Linked DNA regions of Homo sapiens: region 1 is linked to region 2. The links are chromatin loops, found by intact Hi-C in ENCODE. Cell type or tissue: PC-3. All regions are shown on one strand.

What was found. A loop is a pair of places that touch in the nucleus more often than their neighbours do. Peaks named below come from ENCODE experiments on the same cell type or tissue, not always from the same donor. Only the 100,000 strongest peaks of a DNase experiment are listed, where the experiment ranks them.
Region 1: it touches region 2 in a loop (11-fold over the local background); 101 of 110 quality-filtered maps call a loop at or near these places.

What each region holds. Positions count from the first base shown.
Region 1 is chr2:149,013,760-149,021,759 of GRCh38, forward strand. All of the region lies in intron 25 of KIF5C (kinesin family member 5C), which reads left to right. Among named protein-coding and RNA genes, the nearest start is that of LYPD6B, 21 kb to the right of the region's middle. In PC-3, a CTCF peak has its summit at 3,819 (motif pointing right); a DNase peak (open chromatin) is centred at 3,802.
Region 2 is chr2:149,556,790-149,564,789 of GRCh38, forward strand. No RefSeq gene overlaps it. Among named protein-coding and RNA genes, the nearest start is that of MMADHC-DT, 27 kb to the right of the region's middle. In PC-3, CTCF peaks have their summits at 4,692 (motif pointing left) and 4,896 (motif pointing right); a DNase peak (open chromatin) is centred at 5,742; H3K4me3 peaks cover 1,048 bases; H3K27ac peaks cover 1,081 bases.

The sequences.
Region 1 (8,000 bases), 540 kb before region 2:
ACAAAGGTCTGCCAGTCCCATATTTTATGTAGGCTCCAAACAACCAAATGCTGGCCATTCATCACCAGTGTAGCCTCTTCTCATACAGAAGAGTGAAAATCAGTAGGTCTGGGGAGACTTTCAAGACCTTCGGAGTGAAAGAACCACCCTCACCCATTGTGGCATTTTTTTTTAATTTTACTTTAAGTTCTGGGATACATGTGCTCAATGTCCAGGTTTGTCACATAAGTATACATGTGCCATGATGGTTTGCTGCACCCATCAACCCATCATCATCTTTTCGAGATGGAGTTTCACTCTTGTTGCCCAGGCTGGAGTGCAATGGCATGATCTTGGCTCACTGCATCCTCTGCCTCCTGGGTTCAAACGATTCTCCTGCCTCAGCCTCCCGAGTAGCTGGGATTACAGGCATGTGCCACCATGCCCAGCTAGTTTTTGTATTTTTAGTAGAGACAGGGTTTCACCATGTTGGCCAGGCTGGTCTTGAACTCCTAACTTCAAGTGATTCCCCCCACCTCAGCTTCCCAAAGTGCTGGGATTACAAGCGTGAGCTACTGCACCCAGCTGGCAATTTGTTTCTTTACTCAAAGTGTTACAAGTGGTTTTGATGGTTTTATCTGAATTCAGAGCCTCCTTGACATACCTTCTCCACACAGCTTCAGACACAGCTTCTGTAACTAGGTGCTTCTCTCACCAGGTTACAAAATAAACAGGCCCCCTCTTACAGCTCTCAGGATGGCAGTGTGGCTGAGGGGACTGGCATTGGACAAGGGACCTGGGTTCAGGTGTTAGGTCTTCCACTTCCTTCAAGTTACTTAAACTCAGGTCTGTTTCCTCATATATGAAATGGGGAAAATCTTTTATGTTGGTCATTGGCATTGACAGAAGGCTTAAATGAGGTCATGCTTCTAAGCCCATAACAATTGCTCAATAAAAATGTTAGCTGCTAGTATAGATGAGCACTGCAGAAGGTGGTAGTTGATACATGTTGGTTTATAGTGTCCTTTAATTCATATAGTTGTTACTAAATGGTTTTTAGTTCCTCTATAGCAATAAATCCTGGCGACTGGATAGGGAAGGCCTATTTCTAACTGAGTATCCTAGTTGTTGCTATGAACTGACATAAGGGCTTTTAAAGATAATATTGGCCGGGCATGGCGGGTCATGCCTGTAATCCCAGCACTTTGGGAAGCTGAGGTGGGCAGATCACTTTAGGTCAGGAGTTCAAGACCAGCCTGGCCAACATGGTGAAACATCCTTCCCTACTAAAAATAGAAAAATTAGCTGGGCGTAGACATGCACACCTGTAACCCTAGCTACTTGGGAGGTTGAAGTGGAGAATTGCTTGAACCCAGGAGGCAGAGGTTGCAGTGAGCCGAGATTGTGCCACTGCACTCCAGCCTAGGTGACAAAGTGAGAGCCTATCTAAAAAACATATATATATAATTTACTTATCTACAAGCTATGACTATTTTTAAGAAATGACTGGGCATTTGTCAGTGGAGATTAAAAAGGGGTAGTAATCAACAGATTCAGGAATTGCAATTGAAAAGTAAAGAAATGCTAAATCCTTTTTGAAAAGTAATTGAAAATATGGAATTCATTGCTTAGATGAGAGCAAAGCCTTTTTGAGACAGTCTTTCCTGACCTTTGGGATTTTCATTCTGAAGTATCTCTTCCCTGGGTAGAAATGATCTCAATTGTGTCTTCCCAGCCCTCCTGTGGAGTCAAAGCACATATTCTTACAGCTGGATATCTTTGGAATTTCCTTCTGCTTCATTTCAGGGTTCAAGAATTATAGCCATAATGAGTATTTTGGTTTATTCTCAAGGTTTCAGAGCCTATGAAGATGCCAATATACAAAAATCAAAAGAACCCAGGATAATGCTGGCTTTGATCTTATCTGGTTCAAATCCACAGGGGGCTGCCTCAGGAGGAGATGATCTTTTTCAAACCCCAGAGCTACATATGGGGCAGTGCAGTGCAACCATGTGACATTGGGCAAGTTACTTGATTTCTGTCAGCTTTAGGTTTCCTACCGGCTAAGTGGGATCAGGCATTGAGAGCCTAGCTCTGTACTTGGTTTCACAGTGAATCAGACAAGAAGGCTGTGTTCTTGTCCAGTGATATGCTTGTTAGGGGAAGATGGACAGAAAATAAGGTAACTTCAAGTAGTGGTAAGTGCTCAGAAGAAAACAAAAACAGGCTAATGGAATAGGAACACTGTTTTAGAAGAGGGGGTGACATTTAAGTTGAGAACTGAGTGATGAAAAATGCCAGGCACACAGCAACCTGGGAGAAAGTGGTTCGATGATCACTCAAAGGTAGGAATGAATGAGGGTTATTTGAGGAATGTTACCAAGGCTGATAAGGCAGTAGCTCATGGATCTGGGAGAACCCATCTTCATTAGAGTGGATGGGGAGGGAGTTGAGCCCAAGTAAATGAAGGTGTTGAAGCTGTGGGCAACTTAGATTGTAGCCTAGTGTGAGGGGCCACTGGGGCTGTGGGCGTGGAAGCAGTGGGAGCTGGTTCATGATTAGACAAGGCCACTCTGGGCTGGACCCTGAAGAAGGGGTAGGAATGGGGTAAGCACTGGGGGTTGCCTAGGGCGTCACTGTAGGTGGCCATGGGGGAGGGTCCGGTACCAGACCCAGGTGGTGGCAGCAGGGGAGAAGTGGCCTGAGTCAGTGCCTGCTTAGAGCTGATTCAGCTGTCAGGCTTACTGATGAGGGTTGAGAGCAAGAAGAGGAGGAAGGAAGGGAATCAAGGTAGTTCCTAGATTTTTGTGGGCTCTAGCAGTTAGGGAAACATTGGTCCCTTTTTAACCATGCCAGGGAAAATCGGGGGATGAGCAGGTTTTGTGGGAAAGCTTGGTTTCCATCATGTTGCTTATGTGCTGCCTCTCAGACATCCAGCTGAGCCCACCACGCAAGTGGGTGTGTGGAACAGGTGGCTGGATCCGTGGGTCTGGAGCACAGGAGAGAGGCTGAGGTGAGGCCAGGGCTGGAGAGTTGTGACTTGTAGATTGTGTTTATGGCCACAGGTCTGAAGGAGGCAACCTAGAGAAAAGGTGGGCACAGCAGAGAGGGGAGCTGAGGGGCGAGTTGGACCAGGCCCAGGCACTGGAAAATGGGAAGGCCAGAGAAAAGAGGTGGCACCAGCAGAGGGGCCTGAGGATCATGTGGGGGCACAGAGGTCAAGTGAAGACCTTGACCCTAGAAGGAAGGTGGTCAGCTCAGAGCTTGAGTAAGATGATGACAGAGACTGGGTGGTTGAAGAAGGCCAGGTGGCAGTGACCTTAGCATGGACTAGACAGACTAGGTGAGGAAATAGAGCCGGCAGCTGAACCCACTTTGGGGGTTTTATTTGAAGGAGATCAGAGAAATGGAGCGATGTGGTGGTAAGGTGGGGCTGCGTTGCTTTTCTGTTGTAAGATGGGAGATATTACAGCATAGTTGTGTGCGATGGTGATGGTATAGCTGAGCTGGGCAGAGGAGGAAGCACAGCTGTGGGTGGGCGGTAGATGGGGTGCATTGGGAGGCAAGATCCAGGTCACCTTAGAGCTTGTTTTCTCGTGCAGGCAAGAAGCCAGATGATCAGCTGAGAGAGAGGGAGGAAGCAGGGTCTCGCTCTTGAGACCAGAGACGGTGTAAAATCAACCTCTCAGGCAGTGCTGAGTCTTCTTTGCAGCCCCACACTTAATGTAGACACCTGATTAAACATCTGCCCAGCTCCCTCGTTTTGAGAGCCCTGGAGATCCACTTCCTTTCCAGGCAGTGCTTTGGCAAGCCAGGGGACTTGTTCAAATGTCTCCACCAGATGGCGCCAGTAGGGCATTGCTGAAACCTTAGATGTTTTCTGAAAGACGGAAGGCAGAATGGTCTTTTTTCTTGGTTTTCCTATATTTAGACCATTTTATCTCAAACTTGAGTAGTAAATAGAGTATTTTGAAAGGAATACAATTCTCACAGATCCCCAGAGTTGATTTAAATTATTTTATTATAATACAATTTGCACATTGTAAACAGTATACATTCCCTACTTACAGATCTTATACAACTGTCAAGTCAAAACAAATTTAGAAATTAAATCGAAATAAAACCACAAATAAAAAGTCCAAACCACCAAACTTCACATAATTTAATGAAAGAAGGGCTTTTTCTGAAAATAAAGAGCTAGGTGCAATGCGACCCCGGAGTGCGTTGCTTCTTGTAGAGTTTGGGATGCCTGTTTTTTGTGTGTCGTGGTGTGACTCAATTCTTTCACTCCTGTACTCCCAGCACTCTGAGAGGCTGAGGCAGCAGGATGGCTTGAGCTCAGGAGTTTGAGACAAGCCTGGACAACTTAGCAAGACCTTGTCTTTACTAAAAATAAAAAAATTAGCCAGGTGTGGTAGTGCATGCCTGTAGCTCCAGTGACTTGGAAGGGTGAGCTGGGAGGATCATTTCAGCTGGAGAGTTTGAGGCTGCAGTGAGCTGTGATCATGCCACCACACTCTAGCCTGGGTGACAGAGTGAGATTCTACCTCAAAAATAAATAAACAAATAAAAACAAATACATGAAGATTAGCCTAGTGCCTGGCACTGAACAAGCACTCCGTGCTCATCTGTGTTGTCCTCATCACCTGATCCTGTCTCCTCATTCTACATCCCAAAGAGGCGGGATGAGCTGTCAAGATCCCATAACTATGAGTGGTAGATCCTGGGCTAAGAGCGATGATCTTCTCTGCAACAGTTCTCAAAGTTCTTGGCCTTAGGACCTTTTCTCCTCTTAAAAAGGATCAATAGACTGGGTATGGTGGCTCACGCCTATAATCCCAGCACTTTGGGAGGCCAAGGCAGGAGGATCACTTGAGGCCAGGCGTTTGAAACCAGCCTTAGCGAGACTCTGTCTCAATAATAATAATAATAAAATAAAATAAATTAAAAATTAGCTAGGTATGGCAGCTTACGCCTGTAGTCCCAACCACTTGGGAGGCTGAGGTGGGAAATTGAGCCCAGTAATTTGAGGCTGTGGTGAGCCATGTTTGTGTCACTGCACTCTAGTCTGGGTGACAGAATGACAATCTTTCTCAAAAAAACAAACAAAAAAGGATCAATGAGTTTATATATATATATATGGGTTATATTTATTGATATGTATCATATTAGAAATTAAAGCAAAATATTTAGAATACTGCCGGGTTCATTTAAAAAATAGTAATAAGCCCATACATGTTACCACAAATGTGATTTGTAATGAAAATAACTATTTTCAAAACAAAAAATAGCCAAATGGCATTGTTTTACATTTTTGCAAATCTCTTTGATGCCTGGTTATTTAATAGATGGCAGCTGGATTCCCCCAGCTGTTTCTGCATTCTGTCTGTTGCGGTGTGCTGTTTTGGTTGAAGTATATAAAGATAATCCCCCTTTGTCACACCAGACAAGATTCTTGGCCATTGGACAGCTAAGAAAACTGTGGAATGGGGAAGTTGGGATCATAGTGCCCGTATCACAGGCTTGTCTGGGATTGAATGAGAGAATGTGAAAGAAGAGAGAAAAAAGTCTTAGAAGAATACCTGGCAAAAATTAGGCCCCCGTGCATGTTAGCTAATGTTAAAGTGGTCATGGGGACAGACCTGAAAAGACAGCTGAGGTGGGACTGCAGGGAGAGAGGACAGAAATAACTGTAGGTAGGTGCTGCTATGGCAGAGGACTTTGAAACTGGCAATCTCAACCCAAAGAAGGGAATTGTGGAGCACCCGGAGGCAAGAATTCCTGATTCCATCTACAGCACAGTAGGCTCCTCCACTTTAATACTCCTCAGCTTCATGGTTCTCAGAGTCATAAATTCAGAGCAACTAAAATTGTTCCTCCACAGCAGATTGTACCAAAGCTCCAATGAGATAAATCCACTTCTATTCAGCAGTGATAAGTAGAGTACAATTGGTAATTCTTATAATGTGGGGATTGAATTATAAAAAGGCAAAAGAAAAACTAAAACTATGTACTGTTTGGATTAAGCTTAAATCCACTGCAAGCAATTGCAAAAGCCCAAGTTGGGTGTGAAAACGGTCTCTAAATACTTCTTGCAAAACCCTTGTATAATTAACTTCCTTCATTAGCTTTCCCCACCCCTTCTAAAGAAAGGTGATTTTATTTCCTCCTAAATCTGGTCACACGTTGCCACTTTGAATTACCATCTCCAGTTTGGCAGAGTGCCAGGGGAAGTCCTAGAGCAGGTCAGTTGGTCCAGTCCCCTGCCTCTAAGTGAGTGAGTGGCTACTTGGAAGAGAGTCAACAGGACTGGGTTTTAAAGATTCTCCAGACTCCTCAGTCTCTCTGGGATTAGAACAGACAGAAATGCTTTATCTCAGGGCAAAACCATTTACCTTTAAAATTTATATCTATTTTCTCCCATGAATTTATCTAAGGATATGAAGATCCAGATAGTGGGAAGGATGGATGAGAGCATCCTGCTGGAATCCATGTTTCTTGGGCCTGCTGGAAAGACTTCTCAGCAGACAGGCCTGTAGAGATCCTTAACTGGGGATGAAGAGGAACGCTGCATCCTAGTAAAGAAAGGACCCTTCATTGGCAGAGTTCCTGTGCTTTTCCTCTCCTTTCTCACTCTCCTTGAGGTGACTAAACTAAGCAGGTGGGGCCTCCTTTGTGGCCCCGTGTTTCTTCCAAACTATGAGCCAAAACCTGCTGAATCTTGCCCAGCGGGGATCGGGGGCTTTGACTGAGAGGCCTTCCAGGGGGAAATTGTGTCACTTTATGGTCTGCTGGAGTTATTGAGGCCGCCCCATTGCATTTGTGTCTAGTGCTTGCTGTGTCAACACGGTTTGGCTGCAAACATTGCGTCAGGCCATAATCCCACAATCCAAGGTATGTGCTGGCACCTCTCTGCCTCCAGGCACGCAGAACGGCCATCTCATCCGACCAAGGGGATCTTATCTGACCAGGGGGATAGCGTGCGTGGAGAAATGAACCTGTGAGAAAGTGAAATGGCAGTTTCAGTGGTGGCATTCAGGCAGGCACTCCTATTGGTTTTCAGCTCAGAATGCATTTTAAATAACAACTATGACCATGCTTTTAGGTTTTTCACTTCTAATTCTGGCAATAAGCCCAAAATTTCACCAGAAAGGCCATGTTCTTCCCAAAGACATCTTACTCTCTGTGACTTCTAAAAATGACAGAAATATCACCCTCTAGGGTTGTTTAAGCCCTTCTTAGTTGTGTAGCTTTGCCACTGTGGGTGATTATACCAAATGAGTTCTGTGAATATTTTTTCTTGTCAGTGAAGAGGTGGTTTTGTTTTTGTTTTTGTTTTTTTGAGACTGAGTCTCACTCTGTCACCCAGGCTGGAGTGCAGCAGCATGATCTCGGCTCACTGCAACCTCTGCTTCCCAGGTTCAAGCGATTCTCCTGTTTCAGCCTCCCAAGTAGCTGGGACTACACATACAAGCCACCATGCCGGGCTAATTTTTGTATTTTTAGTAGAGATGGGGTTTCACCATGTTGGCTGGGCTGGTTTCAAACTCCTGACCTCGAGTGATCCACCCGCGTTGGCCTCCCAAACCAAAGTGCTGGGATTATAGGCATCAGCCACTGCACTTGGCCAAGAGGTGGTATTTTTAAAAAGAATGTGTTGTTCTGTTTTTTTTTTTCTATTCAGTTTCTGTTCCGTATTTCTTCTCCCTTTTTCACCCACTTTGCTTGTATCTGCTTTAATAACCCCTTTCTAGACTGAGAATTTTTCTATTTATATGTAACTTACATCCTGCTGATTTATGCAAAATATGTGAGGTTGCTTACAATATTATAACATATAAATCAGAAGAGTGAAGAAAAAAAAGAGCATGGTAGCGGGAATCTGAGATATTACCACAGTTGAGCACCAAATGTTGATATAAGCCTTCTAGAGGCAAAACAGAAAGCATAATGCATAATGTGTCAGGTTACAGAGGGCTTTTTTTTTTTTTTTTTTTAATCAAAAGAGAAGTTGGGCTTTT
Region 2 (8,000 bases):
TGTCCTCTTGAAGATGTTTGTATTATAATTTTAGGAAAATATATTTGGGGGTAATTTTTACTGTTTAGTTGTCCACAAAATTTGTACACATTCAGAGGTCAGATAATAAGAACAGCTAAAATTTACTGACCTCTTCCACAGGAATAGTAAGAAATGGCTTGCATATGTCATCCCTCCTAAACCTTAAATCTTCTCATGAGATGGGTATTAACAGAAGTGGAACTTGCCCAAGGTCAGAAAACTTGTAAATAGCACAACTGAGATCCAGACTCAGGAGTTTTTTTCCAAACCCCAGTCTCTTAACCACGATGCTGTACAGTCCTTTGATTTTGGATGAGTATCTGGATAACTGAACTAGTCATGATATTTCATGCATGTTGTAATGTTGAGAAATTTCAGAATCCTAAAACAGTTGTTAAAGGTTGGAACATAAGAATGAGCATGAAAATATTATAAGCGACTTGATTTCCTAGAACCAAATGGAAATTAAAATAGTACATGATCACGTAGCAAATTATTAGCATACATCAGAGAACAAAAGATAAGCAGAGCATAACTGCTGAGAGGTATGATGACAAAGCCTGTCAAAACTCTTTCCAATGGGTCTGAAAATCTTTATTGTTTTGATCCCACCCCTACCACACCCTCTCTCCTGAGCTGTGGAAGATCGGTGGGTTAAATTCTATCATCAAATGCAATAATGGAGTTTCAAATATTCAAGTTGAGTGAGGTATGCTTGTCATTCAACTTTACATCCTCTATCCTGACTACTCTCTGAATTCTAGGTTCCCAACTCTAAGTATATGCAGATATTCACCACCATTTTAACTTTACCACATAAATGTAAGAGGGCTATATGCTGCAAACTAGTACTTGGTAGTGAGACCACCAGGCTAGGCATTAGGGTCCAAGGCCCAATTGCTTGTGTTCCAGTCCTGGCTCTGCCATTCAATATCCATGCGACTTTAAACTCATCACCTGGCCTCTCTCTGCTTCAGGTTTCTGATCCATGAAATGGGAATAATAATACTTATTTCATGGGGTTGTTATGAAGATTATATGCATTATGTATAAAGCACTTAGCTAAGTGCTGGGCACAGTAAGCACGATGAAAATGTTGGCTTGTTACTATTATTACCAGTGCTATTATTATTATTATTCTTTTAGTCATCCATGTTGAAAACTGCAGTCTTTTGTTTGGATTGCTGGAAGTGGGATTGGACAGCAAGACCTAGGGAGCAGTCAGTTCCTGCTTTAATTTCTACTTTGGAATATTTATTTCATTCTTACGGCCACCACCCTAATTTAGGCCTCTATTACCTTTGAGTTACCCCATTACAACAGTAGTCTTTTTGTTGCCAGTTACTTTTTGCCTACAGTTTATATCCTATACCACCAGGAGATCTATCTTTCCAAAAGTTGATTTAATCGAATTATTCTTCTGCTTGAAAACCTTCAATGTTTAATGCTATAGCATATCGGTGAATTCCTTATTCTGGAACTAAAAATTCCTTCAATCTAGCCCCAAGGTGTCTTTCTAGCCTCATTTCCCAAGTCCTTGCAGTCAAGGAAACTCTAGGTAAACCAGTCCACTCTCTTGTGTTAGTCTCATGTTTTAGCTCCTGGAATATCCTCTGCTCACTATTCAAATCCCGCCTGCCTTTCAAGGGCCAGCTGAGATTTCCTCTCCTCCAAGAGTCTCTAGACATGCCATAAGCTCTACGACTTGGAGCAGACATGAAGTATGTCAGCATCAAACGTCAAACTTTACTAATTCAGAGTGGACGTATATTGGATATGATTAAGTAAAAAGCAAAGGAAAGGTGTAGAGTTTGAGAAAACCTCTGTGAATCATAAAATTTTAAATGATTTAATTATTTTTATACCGTGTTAGTCCGTTTGGGCTGGTTTGACAGAATACCACAAACTGGGTAATTTATAGTTAGAGGTAAACTTGAACAATTTGGGTTTGAACTGCCCGGGTCCACTCATATTCAGATTTCCTTCTGCCTCTGCCACCCCTGAGACAGCAAGAACAATCCCTCCTCTACCTCCTCCTCCTCAGCCTTCTCAACATGAAGACAATGAGGATGAAGACCTTCATGAGGAGCCCCTTCCACTTAATAAAGAGTAAATATATTTTCTCTTCTTCATGATTTTTTTTTTAACATTTTCTTTTCTCTAGTTTATTTCCCAGCACTTTGGGAGGCCTAGGCGGCGGATCACGAGGTCAGGAGATCGAGACTATCCTGGCTAACATGGTGAAACCCCGTCTCTACTAAAAATACAAAAAGTAGCCGGGCGTGGTGGCAAGTGCCTGTAGTCCGAGCTCCTCAGGAGGCTGAGGCAGGAGAATGGCGTGAACCCAGGAGGCTGAGGCAGGAGAATGGCGTGAACCCAGGAGGCGGAGCTTGCAGTGAGCTGAGATCGCGCCACTGCACTCCAGCCCAAGGAAAAAAAAAATTCAGAATGTAATACATTTAACATACAAAATATGTTAACTACTCATGTTGCCAACAAGGCTTCCAGTCAACAGTAGGCTGTCAGTAGTTCAGTTTCTGGGGAGTCAAAAGTTATATGTGGATTTTTGACTCAGCCTGGGGTTGGGGTGGTCGGCACCCCTAATCCCCCTCTTGAACTGTAATAGAAATTTCTCACTGTTCAGGGTGCTGGCAGATGGGGTGTGTGGTAAGGGCTCTTTCTCTGCTTCCAAGATGGTGCTTTGTTGCTGCACCGTCTGCAGGGATGAACAGTGTCCTCACATGGCAAAGGGAGGGAAGGGTAGAAGGGTCAAGGCGCTCTCTGAAAAGGGCATTAATCCCATTCACAAGGCAGAGTCCTCATAACTTAATCACTCTCCCAAAGGCTCCACCTCTTAATATTACCAACTTGGTGTTTGAGTTCCCACCTATGAATTTTGGAGGGACAGGTACATTAAAACCATACAGCGATGGCAGGCAATGATAGAAGTAGCAAAGGGCTTGCTGTAATCTATTTTAATAAGTAGAAGGCATTGTGTACAACAGAATGCCTGACATAATTGTTCAAGATCAAATTAATAGCCCCATCATCTCAAGTATCTATGCTGCTATGTGACAGATGCATTCCTAGGAAATCTTGCATGATAAAAAAAAATTAATAGACCAAACAGGAATTTTAAATGCATACCATTATTGTTTCTGAAGAAATTTCAATAATAAAGGTGCTTTCTTATACCCGTAAGTGTATAACTATGAAACCTAAATATTAATGAGCAAATATAGTATTTTATCATATCAAAAGACCTTTCTTTATTAGTCCTGGCACTACCACTAGCCAGAACTTCTTGCCATTTATATAATCACCGATACAATAAATGGAGCAGAGCTGCTCAAATAAAGAGTACAATGAGTTTCCCTTTTCAGAGTGGAGAAGCTTCCTAATTAAGACTGCATTGCAAATACATTACCATGTAATGCAAATTGATGGAATTATAAAAGTCTATACTGTAATTAAAAATTTTTTTCATAAAAAATAAAATGTTAAAGTCACTTACCTGAATTATCAGAAATTGCCAATTAGACAAGAAGTAGTTCATGGACTAAGACCCAGAAAAGCTGTATTCTAGATTTGCCAATTCTAACCTTGGGCAAATCATTAAACTTTTCAAGGCTTGAGTTTTCTCATCCAAGAAATAAAGGGCAGGACTAGACAATTTTTAAGACCTCCCAAATCAATATTTTTATACTCTTTTATTTTTCTTGTCTACAAGGCTATTATTTGTGTGAAGTTATGTTACTTACTTACTTTGACCTTGAAGTTCAATGTGTCTATTCCCACATAACTTTTCAAATAATTAGAATATAATTTCTTAATATTAAAATAATTATAAATCTTGAGTTTTCTTTTACTATTCACAAGACACTTTGGATTTTGCCATGGTCTGTTCTAAATACTGCATAGTAACATGACAAAATTGAATTGGTTCATTTTTTCATGCAGTTTCTCTGCATTTCACATAGTATGTTTTTAATGACTCTGTAACACCATAATACATTACTACACTTCTAAAGTTCAATAGTTTACCCTTACTAATTTTTTGCTTTCATGTCAGAGCCACACTCCCCCCCCGCTTTTTTTTTTTTTTTGGCAGGAATGGAGGCACTAAATAATTGCTTAACAACTAAAAATTAATTTTAAATCTCAGATCATGTCGGATCTTTTGACTAAACACAGTACTCCCAATTCCAGGATTTCTTGACTGCGTGCTGGTGAGAAAGAATTTGACCATCTCACACCAGGTCTTTTTGCTGCCTCTTGCCTTATTTCCCTAAGTGCCTAGGAGTGCTCCCTTATCTTTCTTCTGATTCAAGACACTAGATTGTATTGTGACACAGATTGATACTTTTCTAGAAACTCACAATTTTAAAAATGATAAAAATTACATGTATAATGATTGAACAACATGACCCTGCATCAGGCATTCATTTTCTATTTCATAGCTCAAGTAATGGCATCTAGGAAATAGCACTAGAAAAAAATGCTAGTTTCTAAAAAGTCAAAACAATGAAGTAATTATCAATGTACAGGAACTTTTCTTTCTAAATGGTTTACATTTCAAACATGCAGAATTGATAAGGTAATTTTTTTTTTCTTGGCCAAACTACAAGCCTCAAATTTGAGGAATTTCAAGGTAATTAAATGGTGCCACCTATTGGCCAAATGTATCACTGCAGCCTATCTTTTTAAATATAGAGGATGTTCAATAAAGTTGGCAAAATCCTAAGTGCAAAATTAGAGGTTCTTATCCATTTGAGACAGTCACATTTGTGAATAAATTTTAATGCAATATTTTAAATTAGATAACATATCTCAAATATATAGCTATTTTGTTGTTAGAAGGTTTGTCCACAAGGGGGGTGTGTGTGTGTATGTATGAATAAGAAATACATATATATGCTCATGAAAAGGACACTCATTGTAGCATTAGGTTATTTTTCACTCTGAAATGGAGGGGCATACTGGAAAAGCTAATAGCTAAAGGCAATCCTGGACTTACAATAGCTCTTTCTGCTGGTTGGGACTAAACAGTACCTACAACACTGGGGATCTAGTATTGGAAATGACTGTAATAGTTTTTTCATACAACTTATGGAATTAGTTAATCTCAGTGATTTTCAGTTATCCTTCATAATACAGTATCAGAAAAGGGGTTCTCATAGTAGGCTTCTACAGAGTCTTTAACTTGCCCATGAAAATAAATGTCACTTTAAAATGAAAGCCAGAATTAATTTAAGAAGCAGGCCACGAGTTCTGGTAGCCCTAAAGAATAAACTGCTTCTTTTTTGCTTTATTGTGACTCTCCTAATTTGTTGAGAGGAATATTAGTTGTATCTCTATTTTAGATTCCATGACCAACTTGCAGGTTTTTTTTTTCAATATGCTAAAATATTTTTTGCTTCTTAGAGACACTGTCTTGAATTAACATGGACTTTTGGCTAATCTACATAAAACTACACTGTAGGTTAACCTACATTTATTCTAAAAAAACTGTAACATAAATAGAGAGCAATCTAGAAGCCAAGTGCTCATTCATTTGAGATTAATTGCCTCTTCAGATCACTAATTCATGCTCCAGTGTCCCAGGAGAGTTATTTCCCATGAGTGACCACTTGACTCAGAAGGTATTTTAACTCATCCAGGCTTCGTACAGGACAAATCTTATTACTGTAACTTAGTTACACGGCCATAAACATAGTTTCCCTTTCTCTTTCTCAGCTTGTTTACTTAGTACCAGAAGAAAGTCTCCTCTGTGACCACTGGTGACTTAACTCAGTTTGAATGGGCACAAATCCAGCAACTGACAACATTGTGTGACACTGAAAATTGAGTTCATATTATTTAAAATAACTTTAAACAAGGGTAAATGAAGTCACATTCACTGTAAGCAAACAAGGAATAGACCTCATGTCCTTCTGCAATCAAAAAGGGATGTGAAAAATAAAATTCTTATAAAATTGTTGTTGATTTCAATGTCGAAGATCTTAGTCACAAATTTAAAACAAACAGGAGAGATAAAATAGCAATTAATGAACAGTAACCATGAACCTTCAAAGGCAACAACCTGAAATTATAAACTGATGAGCCATGGAGGCACTATTTAACCCGGGAAGTGCTGCTTTTCTAGGGTGCTCAAAGCTTGTACTCTTTTTGGCTTTAGTATTTTTTTTAATTTTGAGTCCCTCTACAATTTTACCATTAAAAATAACTGTCATTTGATAGCAATGTTGTCATTCACACAGTCACCAGATTCAGCAAATATAAAAAGGAAGACACTAAGATAAATTTGAATTTCAGATACAAATTTTTTTTTAGTATATGTACTATTCAATATTTGGGAGACAGGCAGTGTATTTCATTAAATATACTATCACAATTGTGCTGATAAAATAGTGCTACAATTGTAAAACAGGTTAAACTAGTCTGAAACTATGGTCATGCATATCTTAACTACGGGGATATGTTCTGAGAAATGGGTAGTTAGGAGACTTCATCATTGTGTGAATATCAAGAGTGTACAAAACCTGGATTGTATAACCTACTATACACCTGGGTTCTAATAGTATAGGCTATTGCTCCTAGGCTAAAAACCTGTACAGCATGTTACTGTACTGAATACTGTAGGCAACTGTAACACAATGTTTTTGTGTATCTAAACATAGAAAAGTACAGTAAAAATAGGACTACTATCATATTTGTGGTCCAACCTTGACAGAAACGTTGTTATATGGTGCATGACTTCAATTAAAGATCTCTACACCAGGTTTTTGGATTAAAGCGGATACATGACAAAGCTCCAGTTTGACCTCAACAAATCTAGATTTACTCTTCTGAATCATCATTAAGTTGATCAGCATCTAATTCACATCTATTACTGAACATCTATGTGACAGGAACTGTGCTCAACCATTCTTCCTGTAACAAAACTGGACTTCCTGGCAGGCACTTGTTCGTGAAGTCTGTGACAAGGATGACTTTAAACTATTTAAAAACTACTAAAAATTAAATTTGTAGCAAAATGGCATATACAGCTACAACATAAGCTATGAGTACAAACCAGTGTTTAAAAAGTTTAATACCTATTTTTGTACTACTGAATTGCCACTCATTTTAAATAGAGTGGCAATTTAATGACACAAAATCTTTATACTAGGAGATGTAAGAAGTTGTAACTTAAATATAATCCTATCTACATAAAATTAAAGCAATTAGAGACTCTATTTTTATATAGAACGAGATCAAAGCAGATTATAGCATTGCAACCCTACCTGTTTAGTCTATTTTCATTTAAAGGAAACAAAGTTAGTGACTATGCCATTTCATATAAATACACTGTGCCCAAAATGCAACATTTCATGAAATAACTGAAACAGTGAAAGAACTGTTAGATTGATTGAGAGGAAATCTACATGGATGACTCAATGTTAGAAACCCTAAGCATGATTTAACTATCCAAGGATTAAGAGGTTCTGGGAAAACTCTTAAAAGCTCTTGGCAAAAATGATCATGCTATAAATAATGTAAACCATGTCTAATAACAGTAAGAAAAATAAAATGCTTTGAAAACTTGTTTTATATAATGTAAGCATTAATGTATAATTAAAACTCTAGCTAAACGTTTAAAAAGAAAATAATTTTGCTTCAAAATTTCCTTTACCTATAAATTTTAGTTCCTTTTTAAAAACTGGACTCAGTTTAAGGGCCCTTTGCTGGCATCATTTATTTTTGAATAGGTTCTCCCACTATTTTAAGAGTGGATTTGATTGTATTTTTAAAAACTTTATTGGAGTATACTACACATACAAAAAAGTGCACCTAAGTTTGTACAACTGAATTCATCATGTGGTCAATACTCAAATTCAGAAAAACATAACAGAACACAAAACATTACCAACATTCCAGAATCCTTTTTGTCCTTTCTTCCAGTCAATTCTTCCTTTCCCAAGGGTAAGCACTATCCT